Regions from separate parts of the Homo sapiens genome. Here region 1 is linked to region 2. Evidence: read pairs that join two places in POLR2A ChIA-PET (ENCODE). Cell type or tissue: B cell. All regions are shown on one strand. Links, peaks and the distances in the headings refer to the core of each region. The heading gives the core; the rest is flanking DNA. Region 1 has its middle 7.2 kb from the start of LINC02983. Region 2 overlaps WIPI2 (WD repeat domain, phosphoinositide interacting 2).

Region 1 (11,186 bases), core at 2,969-7,968, 230 kb after region 2:
ACCCTGAACTAAACCAGGCAGCTTGCTGGGGACCCCACTGTGGAGGCCCTTTGCCTCTGGGAGCCCCCAGCCTGGCTGAGACTCGCTTAGAGAAGGTAGAGGCAAAGGCCACTCCCATGACACAGGACACAACCTGCCACCCTTGTACTGTGCGTTATAACCATCAGTCCTCCCTGCCACTCGGTAAGGGCTGTCTCCTTCCCTGACCTGGCATGAGGAAGGAGGGGGGCAGTGAAGGTCAGAGGACTAGTAGGAGAGCCTGGTTTGGCCTGGGGCAGGGTGGGGTGCTGAGGTCAAGGTAACCCAGGGGTCACTTTGGAGATCAGGAGAGCCGTGGCTGGAAAGCAGGAGCTCCTGTGTGATTCCACAGAACCTAGCGCAGACTCAGGTTCAGGACAAACCTGGAGAATCCATATCCCCTCTCCCTTGGGATCATCTTTTTTTTTTTTTTTTTTTGGAGAGACGGGGGTCTCACTATGTTACCCAGGCTGGTCTTGAACTCCTGGCCTCAAGCAATCCTCCCACCTCAGCCTCCCAAAGTGCTGGGATTACAGGCCCAAACCACCAAGCTTGGCCTCCCTTGGGGTCTCTTCTTTTTTTCTTTTTGAGACAGGGACTCGTTCTGTCGCCCAGGCTGGAGCACAGCGGCACACCCGCAGCTCGCTGCAGCCTCAGCCTCTCGGGCTCAAAAAATCCTTCTGCCTCAGCCTCCCAAGTAGCTGGGACTGCAGATGCATGCCACCACGCCAGGCTAGCTTTTTTTTTTTTTTTTTAATGTTTTATAGAGATTGGTGGGGGGAGGGCGGGTCTCGTGATGTGCAGGCTGGTCTTGAACTTCTGGCTTCAAGCAGTCCTCCCTCCTCGGCCTCTCAAAGTGCTGGGAGCCACTCACAGGTGTGAGCCACCACGCCCAGCAGAGCTTCGTTTCCCAATCTAGAAGTCTGTCATACAAAAAGGCATCCCGGTTTTCTCTCTCTCTCTCTCTCTCACACACAGACACACACACACACACACACACAGAGTCACCTCCCCCCACCTTTTTTTCCTTTTTATCCTTCTTTGGCATTTTCTTTCAAGCAGAAAATAAAAACATTTCCCATGGCTACAGCTTTGAAAGCTTCCCTCTCCTATCAGCCTCCATCCCACGCCCACCCCAATGTCAATCCATTTCTAGAGCCAGCGTCAAGTCAAAAACAAACCCACAAAGATCAAGCCTGACAGGCCCCCTCCCGGCTGCCCTCCACTCTCTCTTCATGTATTGGTCTGCCTTCACCCCAGAGAGGAGCACGAGGTAGGAATCCTATCATACACACACACACACACACACACAGAGGCACACACACATACAGGCACACACACAGATGCACACACACATACAGGCACACACACATACAGGCACACACACACAGGCACACACACAGGCACTCACACACACACAGGCACTCACACACCAGCTTCTATGGCCATGGAGACTCTCTAAAGAACCTTCTAAGCCAGGCGCAGTGGCTCACACCTGTAATCCCAGCATTTTGGGAGGCCGAGGCGGGCGGATCACCTGAGGTCGGGAGTTTGAGACCAGCCTGGCCAACATGATGAAACCCACGTCTCTACTAAAAATACAAGAATTAGCTGGGCTTGGTGGCGGGTGCCTGTAGTCCCAGCTACTCAGGAGGCTGAGGCAGGAGAATTGCTTGAACTCGAGAGGCGGAGGCTGCAGTGAGGCAAGATCATGCCATTGCACTACAGCCTGGGCAACAGAGCGAGACTCCATTCCAAAAAAACAAAACAAGAATCTTCTAGAGCTGCTCCTGCCAGAAAGACCTGTTCACTTGGTTCCATCTGCTGGAGGGGTCCGGTTGTCCCCCACCTGCCCCTGCCCCTGCCTTCCTCACCTGGCCCCATTCCCGCAGATCCTCCTCTGTTGTAGATTGAAGAAAGTCCCCCCCAAATTCATGTATTTGATTCCTAACCCCCAATACCTTAAAATGTGACCTTATTTGGAGTGACGGTCATTGCAGATGTAATTAAGATCAGGTCACACTGGAGTCCGGTGGGCCCTAATTCCTTATGATGTCCTTATAAAAAGAGGACATTTGGGCTGGGTGCAGTGGCCCATGCCTGTAATCCCGGCATTTTGGGAGGCTGAGGCAGGAGGATTGCTTAAGCCCAGGAGTTCGAGACCAGCCTGGGTAAGACCCTGCCTCTACAGATTTTTTTTTTCAATTAGCCAGGCATGGTGGCACATGCCTGTAGTCCCAGCGACTTAGGAGGCTGAGGTGGGAAGATGGCTTGAGCCCAGGAGGTCGAGGCTGCAGTGAGCTGTGATCATGCCACAGCACTTCAGCCTGGGCAGTAGAGCAAGATCCTATCACCAATAAAAGGAGGTGTTTGGAATCAAACAGCTATGGAGGGAAGACAAAGTAGAAAGATGTAGAGGGGGGTGGACACACCAGAGAGGCCTGGGACAGACCCCTCAAGCCCTGCCAACACCTGCCACCTTGGACTAGAGGCTTGATCTTGGACTTCAAGCCTCTAGAATGGTAAGAGAATAAATTTCTGTTGTTTAAACCACCAGTTAGTGACACCTCACTATAGCAGCTTAAAGAGACTCAGACACCATCCCAAATCTAAGAGCCTACAAGGGTCAAGTGGGAACCATTGACCCTTGTAGCTCCTGGCAGTTCCAGCCAGCTATCTCCAGGGTGCCAGATCTGCTGTTGTTCCTGGGAAGCTGGCGTATCAGTCAGAATAGGCCAGGTTATGCTGCAGTGACAAACATCCCCTACATCTCAATGGCTTGATGGAACACAGAAAAACGTATTCTCCTCTTCACATTGTCAACACAGCCTGGGCACTGCTCCCAGGCTGCTGACCTCCTTGTGGTGTCTGGCCAGCCTGAGCCAGTTAGAGTTCATGAGTTGTCCACCTCCATGTGAGGTCACCATGGGGCATGCACAGACTCCCATGTCCCTGGTGCTCACACCCCACACGATCACACTTAGCTGAGGGGTGCTGGAGAGGAGAGTCTTGCTGTGCCCGGGAAGCGGAGAAAAAACAGGTATTGGTGAGTTTAGACAATGTTGGCCACACTTGCAAAGCCACATCTCCTGAGCTGCTAACTTTGGCACTTCTTTTAAAATTGTGGTAAAATACACATCACATTTACCCATCTTAATGGTCCCCCCGATCCTTTTTTTTTTTTTTTTTTTTTTGAGACAGAGTCTCACTCTTGTCGCCCAGGCTGGAGTGCAGTGGCACTATCTCGGCTCACTGCGAGCTCCGCCTCCCAGGTTCCCGCCATTCTCCTGCCTCAGCCTCCCGAGTAGCTGGGACTACAGGCGCCCGCCACCATGCCCGGCTAATTTTTTTGTATTTTTAGTAGAGACGGGGTTTCACCGTGTTAGCCAGGATGGTCTCGATCTCCTGACCTCATGATCCGCCTGCCTTGGCCTCCCAAAGTGCTGGGATTACAGACATGAGCCACCACGCTCGGCCCCCGCCCCCTTTTTTTTAGATGGAGTCTTTGGTGGTGAAATCTCGGCTCACTGCAACCTCTGCCTCCCAGGTTCAAGTGATTCTCCTGCCTCAGCCTCCCAAGTAGCTGGGATTACAGGCACCCGCCACCATGCCCGGCTAATTTTTTGTATTTTCAGTAGAGATGGGATTTCGCTATGTTGGCCAGGCTGGTCTCAAACTCCTGACCTCAGGTGATCCACCCACCTCGGCCTCCCAAAGTGCTGGGGTTGCAGGTGTGCGCCACCGCGCCCGGCCACCACCTTAACCCTTTTTAAGTGCACAGGTCAGTGGTTCAAGCACATTCGCCTTGTTGTGCAGCCATCACCAGCATCCATCTCCAGAGCTGTTTTCTGTCTTCCCAAACTGAAACCCTGTCCCCTTTAAACACTCCCGATTCCCCTCTCCCAGCCCCTGGCTATTGTACTTTCTGTCTCTATGAATTTAATTACCCTAGGAACCCCGTATGAGTGGAATCATACAATATCTGTCCTTTAGTCTGGCTTATTCACTCAGCATAATGTCCTCAGGGTTTGTCCATATCACAGCGGCTGGCAGAATTTCCTTCCTCTTCGGGGCTGAATAATATTCTGATATTCCCAACATGCTTGTCACCTCTACAAGCCTGTGAGGCTGTGTGAGCTTCCCAGGGTCCCCAGAATAAAAACTGGGTGGTTTACACAACTGAAACTTAATTGCCTTACAGTTCTGGAGACTGGAGTTCGAGATCAAGGAGTGGGAAGGGCTGGTTCCTCCTGAGGCCTCTCTCCTTAGCTTGTAGATGCCGTCTTCTCCCTACGTCCTCACATGGTCGTCCCTCTGTGCGTGTCTGTGTCCTAATCTCCTCTTCTTATAAGGACATCAGGCATATTGGATTAGGGCCCAACCTAATAACTTCATTTTAATTTAATCGTCTCTTTTAAAGACCGTATTTCCAAATACAGTCACACTCAGAGGAATTAGGGGTTAGGACTTCAACATATGAATTTGCGAGGGACATAATTCAGCCTATATCAGAGGCTCTTCATTTTATTGTTTTATTTTACTTTTTGAGACAGGGTCTCACTTGTCACCCAGGCTGGGGTGCAGTGGTACAATCACAGCTCACTGCAGCCCCAATCTCCTGGGCTCAAGCGATCCTCCCTCCTCAGCCTCCTGGGTAGCTGGGACTACAGGCGTGTGCCACCACACCCAGCTAATTTTTTATTTTTTGGAGAGACAGGGTCTTACTAAGTTGCCCAGGCTGGTCTCAAACTCCTGGCCTCAAGCGATCTTCCTGCCTTGGCCTTCAAAAGTGCTGTGATGACAGGCGTGTCCCTCACTTTATTCTATCACTCTCTCCCCCATGCCTGGCCCATCAGACCTCAGTGAATGTCCATTCAATGAATGAATGAAGTGATGTCATCTCGGTAGGGTTTTCAAGGATGAATAGGAGTTTGCTAGGCAGAGAAGGCACAGAGGGCATTCCAGGCTTAAAGAACAGCCTAGGCCAAGGCCTGGAAGCCTCCCAGCGGGGCTCTCTGTCTCACAGGTCACATGCCAGACCTGGGGCAGGGAAGAGAGCTGTGGCCCCTCTCAGTCCGCAGAGGCCAGCCAACCTGCTCCCCATGAGCTGGAGCCCAGCCAACCTCCACAAGGACCAGGACCCCAGTGCCTCTGCTCACAGGAGCTGGCTCAGATGATTTTCGCTATGTCTTTTACCCTTCACGCCTGGGTGGCTTGAGCGTATTTATTTAACTTTCATTGTATTGGTGTTTTTGTTGAAAGTGCAGGAATTATTCATAGCCGGTTTCGGTTCTCTTCTGGCAATGACCGCATCTTCCTATGCAAGGTACAAATTACCTGTCAGGCCAGTTCACCATCAGTCAGGGGCTGTGACCCAGCCCCAAGCCACCGAGGCTCAGCTGCTCTGGAAGATGGGTCTGGCTGGAGGTGGTGGGGCCTGAATAGGTCTTTGTCCCCCAAGTTGCCAAGGATAGGGAACATGGATGGGAAACAAGGGGATTGGCCCAGGAACAAATCCTCCCTCTGCGATCCTGCTCAGTCTACCTGGCCACTCAGTACTCAGTCTTCTCATCTGTAAAATGGGCATTGGAGTGAGTGTCTGGCATGGCGGGCCATCCACATTGTCACCCACTGGTGTCACCCACTGCCTGGGTGAGCCTGGGCACATGGGTGCCCTCTGTCACCTCCAAGGAAAGGAGACAGAGATACTCATAGAGAAGAGAAACTGAAAACAGAAGGGACACAGAAGGGCTTAGAGGACACGTCCTCAGCTAATCTGGCCCCCTGGGTTGTGGTGGCATGAGAACACAGCCCTAAAAAGTTCCTCCTATTGAAAGATGGGGTCATCTGGGCACAGTGGTTCATGCCTGTAATCCCAGCGCTTTGCCAGGCCAAGGCAGAGGGATCCTTTCAGCCCAGGAATTTGAGATCAGCCTGGGCAACATAGCAAGATCCCATCTATACAAAAAAAAAATTAGCCAGGTATGGTGGTGCACTCCTGTAGTCCTAGCTACTCAGGAGGCTCTCTTGTGCCCAGAGTTCGAGGCTGCAGTGAGCCATGATCATGCCACTGCACTCCAGCCTAGGTGACAGAGCAAGACATTATCTTTAAAAAAAAAGAAAAAGAAAAAGGTGTGGTCAGCTGGGCACAGTGGTTCACACCTGTAAACCCAGCATTCTTTGAGGCCAAGGTAGGAGGATAGCTTGAGGCTAGAAGTTTGAGACCAGCCAGGACAACATAGCAAGACCTTGTCTCCACAAAAACAAACAAAAAGAATCAGCTGGGTGTGGCAGCTCACACCTGTAGTCCAGCTACTCGGGAGGCTAAGGCAGGAGGACCACTTGAGCCCAAGCATTGGAGGCTGCAGCAAGCTATGATTGCACCACTATACTCTGGCCTGGGCAACAGAGTGAGACTCTCTAAAAAATAAAAAAAATAGCTAGAACACAGGGTTTGGCAGAAAAGGATATCTAAGGCTATGCTTCATAAAACTCCAACAGGTGCAGGCCAGGCGTGGTGGCTCACGCCTGTAATCCCAGCACTTTGGGAGGCTGAGGCAGGTGGATCACCTGAGGTCAGGAATTCGAGACCAGCTTGACCAACATGGTGAAACCCTGTCTCTACTAAAAATACAAAAATTAGCTAGGCCTGGTGGCATGTGCCTGTAGTCCCAGCTACTCGGGAGGTTGAGACAGGAGAATTGCTTGAACCCAGGAGTTGGAGGTTGCAGTGCAGTGAGCCAAGATCATGCCACTGCACTGCAGCCTGGGCCACAGAGTGAGACTGTCAAAAAACAAAAAAAACTCCAACAGGTGCAGAACCCGGTTTCACACATTTTCCAGACCTGCCCATGTGGGGACCACAGCAATGAGACACTGATCAATGTTTAACAAGTTCTCAGGTGGCTTCAGCCTGAGGTGGGGTGGGGGATAAGGAGAGAACCTGATGTGTAGCCTCTGCCAATGTCTGTGGTGTAAATTCTCCCAGCTTCAAGCTACCAACGTGATGTCACTGAACTCAGACTTGGGAAGAGATGTGTAGTCGCTCACTTATGTAGCATTTCCACCACAGATAACTGTAGCATCCGGCGGTGCTGGCTTTCACTGCATGAGTAACCCCCAGGAGAAAACCACCCAGCTGAGCCCATCCTGACTTTCTGACCTGCAAAATTGTGAGCAAAATAAGGGGATGGTTCTAGACTGCTACATTTTGTAGCAATTTGAAGCACAGCACTAGTCACTAGTGGGGCCACTGAGTCCAGTGTGGGATGATGCTTAAAAGGGTGGAGGGGCCGAACCAGGCCAGAGCACCTTTCACCTACGCCTGACTGGGAGAATCCATGCCAGTCTGACGTGCTCCAGCCCTGCTAACATCGTGAGAAAAAGCCAGTGACAAGGCTGACAGCCCTCTGGAAGGGTCTCTCATGGGCCTCAGTGGCCACTGCTCCTGGGACAGAAAGCCCCCACAGGGCTTTAGCAGGAGCCAGGGGGATTTGTGGGCAAGTTGCCCACCTCCGTGCCATGCTGACTCCTGCCACACTAAATACCCGCCCAGCCCCACACCGCCTCAGACACAGGGTGAAGAGGCCAGGACAGGGCTGGCCAGGGGCCCTGGTTTAAAATAGCAGCACCAGTCCTTTGTTTTGTCTGCAATGCAGCTCTGCCGGTCTAGCTCCTGCTTTGATGTTGGTATTTAAGCCTCTTCTGGGAACCTGAACCTTCCCCAAGCACATCAGAAACCCACACTCGGGCACATACATACATGCATGCACACACTTGCATGCTCACCTGCTCCCCTGAGAAGCCAGAGGAGGTAGCCTCAGGCTCCAGAGCTGTCCCCCACCTCTGCCCAGGTCCCCCTCCAGATCTGTGTTAGTGTCCTGTGGCTGCCGTAACAAACCTGCACTCACTGGGGGCTTCAAACAACAGAAACTGGCTGGACACGGTGGCTTACAACTGCAGTCCCAGCTACTCAGGAGGCTGAGGCAGGAGGATGTCTTGAGCCCGGGAGGTCAAGGCTGCAGTGAGCTGTGATCACGCTACTGTACTCCAGCCTGGGTGACAGGAAGACCCTATCTCAAAAAAAAGAAAAAAAAATCAGAAATTTACTGTCTCCTGGAAGTCAGAATTCTGAGATCAGGGTGTTGGCAGGGCCGTGGCCTTCCAAGTCTCTGGGTGGACTCTCTCCTTGTCTCTTCCCGGCTTCTCGTGGTGCCAGTCATCCTTAGCATTCCTCTGTTGTTTTTCTTCTTTTTTAAAAATAAAGGCCAGGGCCAGTGGCTCACACCTGGAATCCCAGCACTTTGGGAGGCCGAGGCGGGCGGATCACTTGAGGACAGGAGTTCGAGACCAGCCTGGCCAACACGGCAAAACCCTGTCTCTACCAAAGTGAGCTATATTTGCACTACTATACTCCAGCCTGGGTGACAGAGCAAGACCCTATCCCAAAAAATAAAAATAACAGCTATGATTGCAGTGGTGCAATCACAGCTCACTGCAGCCTCAACTTCCCAGGCTCAAGCCATCCTCCCACCTCAGTCTCTCAAGTATCTGGGACTGCAGGCACCCATGACCACGCCCAGCTAATTTTTTTTTTTATTTTTTTTTTGTAGAGATGGGGGTCTCACTATGTTCGTCTCAAACTCCAGGCTTCAAGCAATCCTCCCACCTCAGCCTCCCAAAGTGCTGGGGTTACAGGCGTGAGCCATCATGCCTGGCCTCTTGAGACCTTGTCTCTAGGAGAAAAAAAAAAAAAAAACCCCACACACACAAAAAACAACTCCATCTGGCAGAGTAAGAGGGTGAGAGGCCAGGAATGGGATGTGGCCACCTCTGACCCCCAGAGCCCCAGCCCTTAGTGTCTTGGGGGGACAAGGCATGTCTGGTACAAGGGGCAACAGCCAGCAGGGACTGGGGTGGGCACTGCTGGTTCCGCTCTCATCCCTCTGATAGTGCCCTGGGCCCTGTACCCACACCCCAGGTTGCAGAGAACCCCCCCTGCCCCGCCCCCGCCTGGCTGCCGGGAAGTCTAGCTGGGCCAGGCGGGTTCTGCCGGGAACTGCCCTCCCTGAGCTGAGGCCCCCCTGCCCCTCTCCCCGCCATGGATCCAGCAGGTGTTTGCCTGTCTGACCCCTGTGCTGGGAGCATGGCTTCCCCTGCTTGGGAAGTCTTCACTGTCTCCAGCCCCTCAGCCCTTCCTGGGGCTCCTGGGGTCCACTTCCTCAGCTGTCTTCCTCCCCCCAGACTGAGACCCCTTTGGGGTAGGACCTGGGTGCTGGGTGAGCTGGGCTGGCGCAGAGCTGGGAACGGGCAGGCCTTCACTGACCCACTTATGACCCCACGGTCATCAGAGCCATCGGGGCCCTAGGGCTCAAGGGCAGGGCTGGGGCCCTGGAATTCCCACAGGTGCAGGGGATGATGGCTCGGGGGTGGGGAACAGAGGGGCCCAAGGAGTCAACAGCACCTGAAGGGCCAGAGTGAGGACGTGACAGGCGTCCAGCAGCGCGCCCCACCCATGGCCCTGGACTTAGCCTCAAACCAGAAAGGAGTGTGGGCTGTGGGTGCATGGTCCTGAGAAGGTGGCACCGTCATGCTTGCTTCACGAGAAGCCCCGCTCACCCACCTGTGCGGGCACTGCCATCCCCACCCTGCATGGGTTCCACCCCTGACTGGCACACAGTGGGTGCTATGCCCAGTAGGTGCACCCCAACATGGTGGCAGAAGTGGCATTGGGCTTAAAGGCTAAGATCTGATCGGGAGAGAACCCCATTCACCTCTCAAAACCCTAGACACCACCCCAGTCACAGGAACAGATAGGGAGGTGTCGGAGGGAGGCTGGGCTGCCCTCTACGACAAAAGAACGTCCTGGCAATAAGAACTGCTCAGTAGTGGCACATGGGGCAGCCCAACGTCCAGCAACAGAGGGATGGATCAGTTGTGGTTTATTTTTTTTTTGAGATGGAGTCTCTCTGTCACCCAAGCCGGAGTGTAGTGGCTCGATCTCGGCTCACTGCAACCTCCACCTCCCGGGTTCAAGCAATTCTCCTGCCTCAGCCTCCCAAGTAGCTGGGATTACAGGTGTGTACCACCACACCCAGCTAATTTTTGTATTTTTAGTAGAGACGGGATTTCACCATGTTGGCCAAGCTGGTCTCAAACTCCTGACCTCAGGTGATCCACCTGCCTTGGCCTCTCAAAGTGCTGGGATTACAGGTGTGAGCCACCGCGCCCGGCCCAGTTGTGGTATTTTCATACTTGGGAATATGATTCAGCCTTAAAAAGGAGCAAAGTCCTGATCTGTGCTATGCCATGGGTGTACCTCGAAAACATTCCAGCCAGACACAGAAGGTCACCTATAAAATGATCCCATTTATATGAAATGTCCAGAATGGGCAAATAACAGAAGCTGACTGGGGGTTGCGAGGGGCCTGTGGGAGTGAGTGTTTAACAGATACGGGGTTCCTTTGGGGGCAATGGAAACGTCTTAGAACTAGATAGAGGTGGTGCGTGCACAGCACTGTGAATGTGCTACCTGCCACTGATTTGTTCGCTTTGAAATGGGGAATTTTATTTTTTGAGGTCTTGCTCTGTCACCCAGGCTGGAGTGCGGTAGTGGTGTGATCTTGGCTCACTGCAACCTCAAACTCCTGGGCTCAAGAGATCCTCCCACCTCAGCCTCCCGCGTAGCTGGGACTACAGGCGTGCACCACCATGCCTGGCTAATTTTGTGTATTTTTTTATAGAGACAGGGTTTTGCCATGTTACCCAAGCTGGTCTCAAAACTCCTGGGCTCAAGCGATTTTCCCTCCTTGGCCTCCCAAAGTGCTTGGATTACAGGCCTGAGCCACCTCACCAGCCTGTGAATTTTATGTCATGGGAATTTTACATCAATTACGAAAAAAAAAAAGGCGCAGCCCTCAGCAGTGGTGAGCCCTCACTGTTGGGAACAGGAAACCAAGGCCTGGCCGCTGGAAATGGGGCTAAGAGGGTCTCAGAGGCCTTCCTCGTACACACCTGCCCTATCTTCCAGACCCTCCCAGAGTGGGTGGTGGTCCCCACAGCTCCATAGCGGCCCCTCTTTCCCCCAGGGTTGCTACCAACACTGGCCGACCCTCCACCAGGTCTCCCTACCCCAGCCCAGCCTCTCCTTCCTCTGCCACCCCCCTCCC
Region 2 (5,000 bases), core at 1-5,000:
GTAGAAAGTTAATATTTGTTGGATTAGGTGTTGAGTATATGGAGGTTCATTTTACTGTTCTCTTTTATGAATATTTGCAGTTAAAAACGAGCTTTTCTGCCTTCATCCTCCCATCCCTGTTTAAAGCATTCTGAAAGCTCTGCTTTTTCTCATTAACATTTTAGAAAAACCATTTCCAAGTGATGGTTGGTGGTATTACCTTCTCAGCACCTGCACGTAAGCAACTGAAGACATCATTTTTCTTTCTAACATTTTATTAAAGGAAATTTTCAAACTGAAAAGTGGAAAGTATTTTACAGCTAACACCTGTGTATCCACCACTTAGATTCTTCCCTTGACATTTTACTATACTTGTCCTAACACACACACACACACAGACACCATCTATCTTTTTTATGTTTATTTCTTTTTTTGAGACAGCATCTAGCTCTGTCACCCAGGCTGCCAGGCTGGAGTGCAGTGGTGCAATCATAGCTTGCTACAGCTTTGACCTCTGGGGCTCAAGCGATCCTCCTGCCTCTGCCTCCAGAGTTGCTGAGGCTACAGGAGTGCACCGCCATGCTCAGCTAATTTTTCGATTTTTTTGTAGGGACACGATCTTGTTATGTTGTCCAGGCTAGTCTCAAACTCCTGGGCTCAAGTGATCCACATCAGCCTCCCAGAGTGCTGAGATTACAGACAAACCACCACACCTGGCTTTATTTTGTGTGTGTGTGTGCATTTCCAGGTAGACGGCAGGCATCAGTACATTTCTCCTCAATACTGAGTAGAGTTCAATGTTTGTTTTTTTCTTGTAAGATAAAATTTACTTACAGTGGAATGCATCTATCTTGAGTGAACACTATGTGAGTTTTAACAAATGCCTGCATCTCTGTGAACTGAAACCCTATCAAGGTTTACCATCACTCCAGAAAGTTCTCTCATACTTCCTTCCAGTCTCAGCTCCCTTCTGCCCACATTCCCCAAGAGGCAACCAGTGTTCTGGTTTTTTTCTACTGTAGATTAGTTTTGTCTTTTCTAGAACTTGATATGAATGGAGCATCTACTCTTTTGATGACGTTTCTTTTGCTCTGCATTTTTTTTAGATTTATCCACATCTTATGTCTCATTTGCCCAGTATGTGAATATATGACAGTTGTTGATGTATTCTTTTCATGACAGTTATCTGGGCTCTTTGTAGTTCAGCTATTATGAACAAAGCTACCATGAACATTCTCGTACAAGTCTTTTAATGGACAGATATTTTCACTTAGATAAATATTGTAGTGGAATTGTTGGCTAGATATGTGTTTAGTTTTGTAAGAAACCCCCATAACCTTCTCCTAAGTGACTATACCATTTGTGGTTCTGTCAGTGCTGTATGAGAGTTCTGATTGCTCTATGTCCTCACTAACTTTTTTTTTTTTTTTTTTTTTGAGAGAGTCTCTGTCGCCCAGGCTGGAGTGCAGTGGCACAATCTCGGCTCACTGCAACCTCCACCTCTGGGGTTCAAGCAGTTCTCCTCCCTCAGCCTCCCAAGTAGCTGGGATTACAGGTGTGCACCACCACACCTGGCTAATTTTTGTATTTTTGGTAGAGACGGGGTTTCACCATGTTGGCCAGGCTGGCCTGAGACTCCTGACCTCAGGCGATCCGGCCATCTCGACCTCCCAAAGTGCTGGGATTACAGGCGTGAGCCACCACACCCAGCCTCCTCACCAACTTTTGATATTACTAGTTTTTTTCTTTTCAGCCCTTCTGATGTGTGTATAATGATAACTTCATGGTTTTAATTTGAATTTCTCAGGTAACTAATGATGTTGAACATTTTCATGTGCTTGTTGGCCGTTTATATATCTTCCTCTGTGACATGTCTGTTCCAGTCTTTTGTTGCTTTTTAGGTTTGGTTGTTTATCTTTTTATTATAGAGTTGTTAGAGCTCTTTAGATATTCTGGATACCAGTCCTTTGTCAGATATGTTTTGTGACTATTTCTCCTAGTCTGTGGCTTGCCTGTTTTCTTTCTTTGAGCAAATGGTTTAAATTTTGATGCAGTCATATTTATGTTGTTTTTTTTTTTCCTTCCATTTATGGTTTTTGCTTTCTAGGCCCTGTCCAGGAAACTTTTGCCTACCCTGTAGTCAGGAAGGTGTTTTCCTATGTGTTCTGTGAAAGCTTTATATAGTTAACACTATACATAAAAGCTAAAGTTTTTATATTTAAGTCAATAATCTATCTCATTAATTTTTATGTATGTTGTGAGGTATGAATCAAGGTTGTTTTTTTCCTAATGGATTCCTATTCCATCATCATTTGTTGAGAAGATTTTTCTTCCCTCCTGGGATTGCTTTGGTGCTTTACAGTCCTGTGACCTGTGAGTCTGTTTCTGGACTCTTTAGTCTCTTCTAATGATCTATTTGTCAGTCTTCAACTTTGTTCTTTTTCAGGATAGCTTTGCATTTTCTAGTTTCTTTTCCTTTCCATATAAAATTTAAAATCCACTTTGTCTGCAAAAGAGCCTGTTGGGATTATGATTAGGATGGGATTGGACCTAGAGATCAGTTTGAGGGTTGATACGTTAATAATATTGAGTACCCAGAATATGGTATATCTCTTCATTTATTTAGCTCTTTTTAAATTTGTTTTGGTAATATTCTGTGATTTTTTTTTTTTTTTTTTTTTGGTATGGAGGTCTTACATCTTTTGTAAAATTTATTCCTAATACTTTGGATTTTGACATTATCATAAAAGAAAATTATTTCACTGAGTTTTCCAGTTTGCTGCTGGCCTAAACATATAGTTAATTTTTTATATTTTAATCTTGTATCCTATGACTTTGCTAAATTCATATATTAAATAGTTGCTCCATAGATTCCTTAAGATGGCAGTGAAGGCTGTTTGATGTCTTGCTTTCTAATGTTTGTGCCTTTTATTTCTTTTTCTTGCCTCACTGCAACGTGTAAGACCTCGAGCACAAAGTAAGGAGAGTGGGTATCCTTGCCTTGTTTCTAGTCTTAACGGGAAGAGATCAAATATCTTCACCATTAAGTACAGTGTCAGCTGTAGATTTTCTTAACTGTTTCTTAACCTTCATCAGTGAAAGAAGGTTCTTCCTAATTCCAGGTTTCTTAGGTTTCTACCATGAATGAGCATTGCATTTTCTCATGCTTTTTCTGCATCTGTTGGGTTGGCACAGTCTTTCTCTGTGCAGTTGAATTGGAATTTATCACCACCTCTAATGGCGACTTGCTCTTTGAGATGATCGTCTCATACTGTTCTCACTTTGAAATCTCCCACCTCCATCCCATCACAGTTAACACCTGCTGCTGCTTCAAGAGAGGTTGGTGCTGTCGGTCTGGGGCTCCCTTCTCTTTCCTTCTTCAGGTGACCAGCCCCCTAAGTGGTTTGTTCCTCCAGGCAAGCAGTCTCAACCATAAATCCATCTCAGTATATCTAGTAGCTCCTGTATTTGAAGACAGAAACTTCCCTTGCCCATGCATATCCCCCAGCCCCTCCCATATTTCTACTTCTCCAGAACATAACTTCTTTTTTTGTTTTGTTTTTTTGGTTTTTTTGGTGGAGTCTCGTTGTGCTGCCCATGCTGGAGTCTGGTGGTGCCATCTCGGCTGGCTGCAACCTCCGTCTCTCAGGTTCAACTGATGCTCCTGCCTCAGCCTCCCAAGTAGCTGGGATTACAGGCGCCCACCGCGATGCCCGGCTCATTTTTTGTATTTTTAGTAGAGATGGGGTTTCATCATGTTGGCCAGGCTGGCCTCGAACGCCTGACCTCAGGTGATCTGCCTGCCTCAGCCTCCCAAAGTGATGGGACTCCAGGCGTGAGCCCCTGCGCCTGGCCTGTAGCATAACTCCTATAGATAGTTGCCTAAGTTTTTTTCCACTTCTCATTCTCTTTCATGTTTCAGCCATTCTTCCTACACATCTCCATCAAAATATGTCAAGGTCGCCATATAAGCTCCTCGTTCCCAGACTCAGGGGACGTGTCTCATTTCCTCTTCCCTCCTCTGCAGTGCTGGGCACAGTTACCTGCTTGCTGTTCTTCAGATGCCCTCTTCTGTTGACTTCCATCTCATACACGGTCTTGGCTTTTCTCTTACTCAATCTCCTTTGCTGACCTTTGGCAGTTTCGGTGCCACACAGGGCCCTGGGCCCACATCTCTTTGGCCTCCTCTCCGTGATGGCAGGCACTGCCCTGTTTACCACTGTATACTTGGGATGGTCTCTACTGGTGTAGGATCTGCTGTTTGTGTTGAATGGGTGAAGTAAATAAGTCAAGTTTTACCAAGCAAAGCAGTAAGAACCTATTCTTTGAAAAAAAATAAAAATACAGTTGATTCTTGTTGTTCACAGTTCTAGTCTGTAAGTCTCTGGGACGCTGGATTAGCGAATCATGAAGTGTTGCTCCCAGGGGAAGGATTGGTAGGTGGCCTCTGGTCGCAACATTTTCATCAGCTGATCAAAAGACAACCTCGTTTTGTGTGTGCTTCCCTGCCTCAAGACATGCTGACGTAATGGGGATTGTTGGTTCACTAACATTGAACTCGCGGCTCGCATAGAACTCAGCCCACACATGTGCTTTCTCCGCGGGGTACATCCCAGGCTGCTTGTGCTTAGGGATACTCGACGACACTCAGCACTGTGCCAGGGCCAACAGTGAAATCAACAACAAGCACAAAAGTGCAAAAAGCAGACACTCAGTAGCCCTATGTAGACCAGGAAAAGGACAGTTGTTTTCAGAATCAACACGAGAAGATAGGACGTTGCCCTGTGTGACCTCAGCCAGGAACATGTGCATCATGTGACTCAAATCTTTTCCCGAGGCTGGGAGCGGTGGCTCACGCCTGTAATCCAAGCACTTTGGGAGGCTGAGGCGGGTGCATCACCTGAGGTCAGGAGTTCAAGACCAGCCTGGCCAACATGGTGAAACCCTGTCTCTACTAAAAATACAAAAATTAGGCAGGCGTGGTGGCATGCAACTGTAGTCCCAGCTACTCAGGAGGCTGA

Evidence for each region. Peaks named below come from ENCODE experiments on the same cell type or tissue, not always from the same donor. Only the 100,000 strongest peaks of a DNase experiment are listed, where the experiment ranks them.
Region 1: POLR2A ChIA-PET joins it to region 2 with 7 read pairs; 6 of 35 experiments call an interaction of 5 or more read pairs at or near these places.

What each region holds. Positions count from the first base shown.
Region 1 is chr7:5,430,562-5,441,747 of GRCh38, forward strand. No RefSeq gene overlaps it. Among named protein-coding and RNA genes, the nearest start is that of LINC02983, 7.2 kb to the left of the region's middle. In B cell, for the core only: no CTCF peak of the experiment used is centred there; a DNase peak (open chromatin) is centred at 5,310; H3K27me3 peaks cover 1,277 bases.
Region 2 is chr7:5,206,375-5,211,374 of GRCh38, forward strand. All of the region lies in intron 3 of WIPI2 (WD repeat domain, phosphoinositide interacting 2), which reads left to right. Among named protein-coding and RNA genes, the nearest start is that of WIPI2, 19 kb to the left of the region's middle. In B cell, for the core only: no CTCF peak of the experiment used is centred there; no DNase peak of the experiment used is centred there.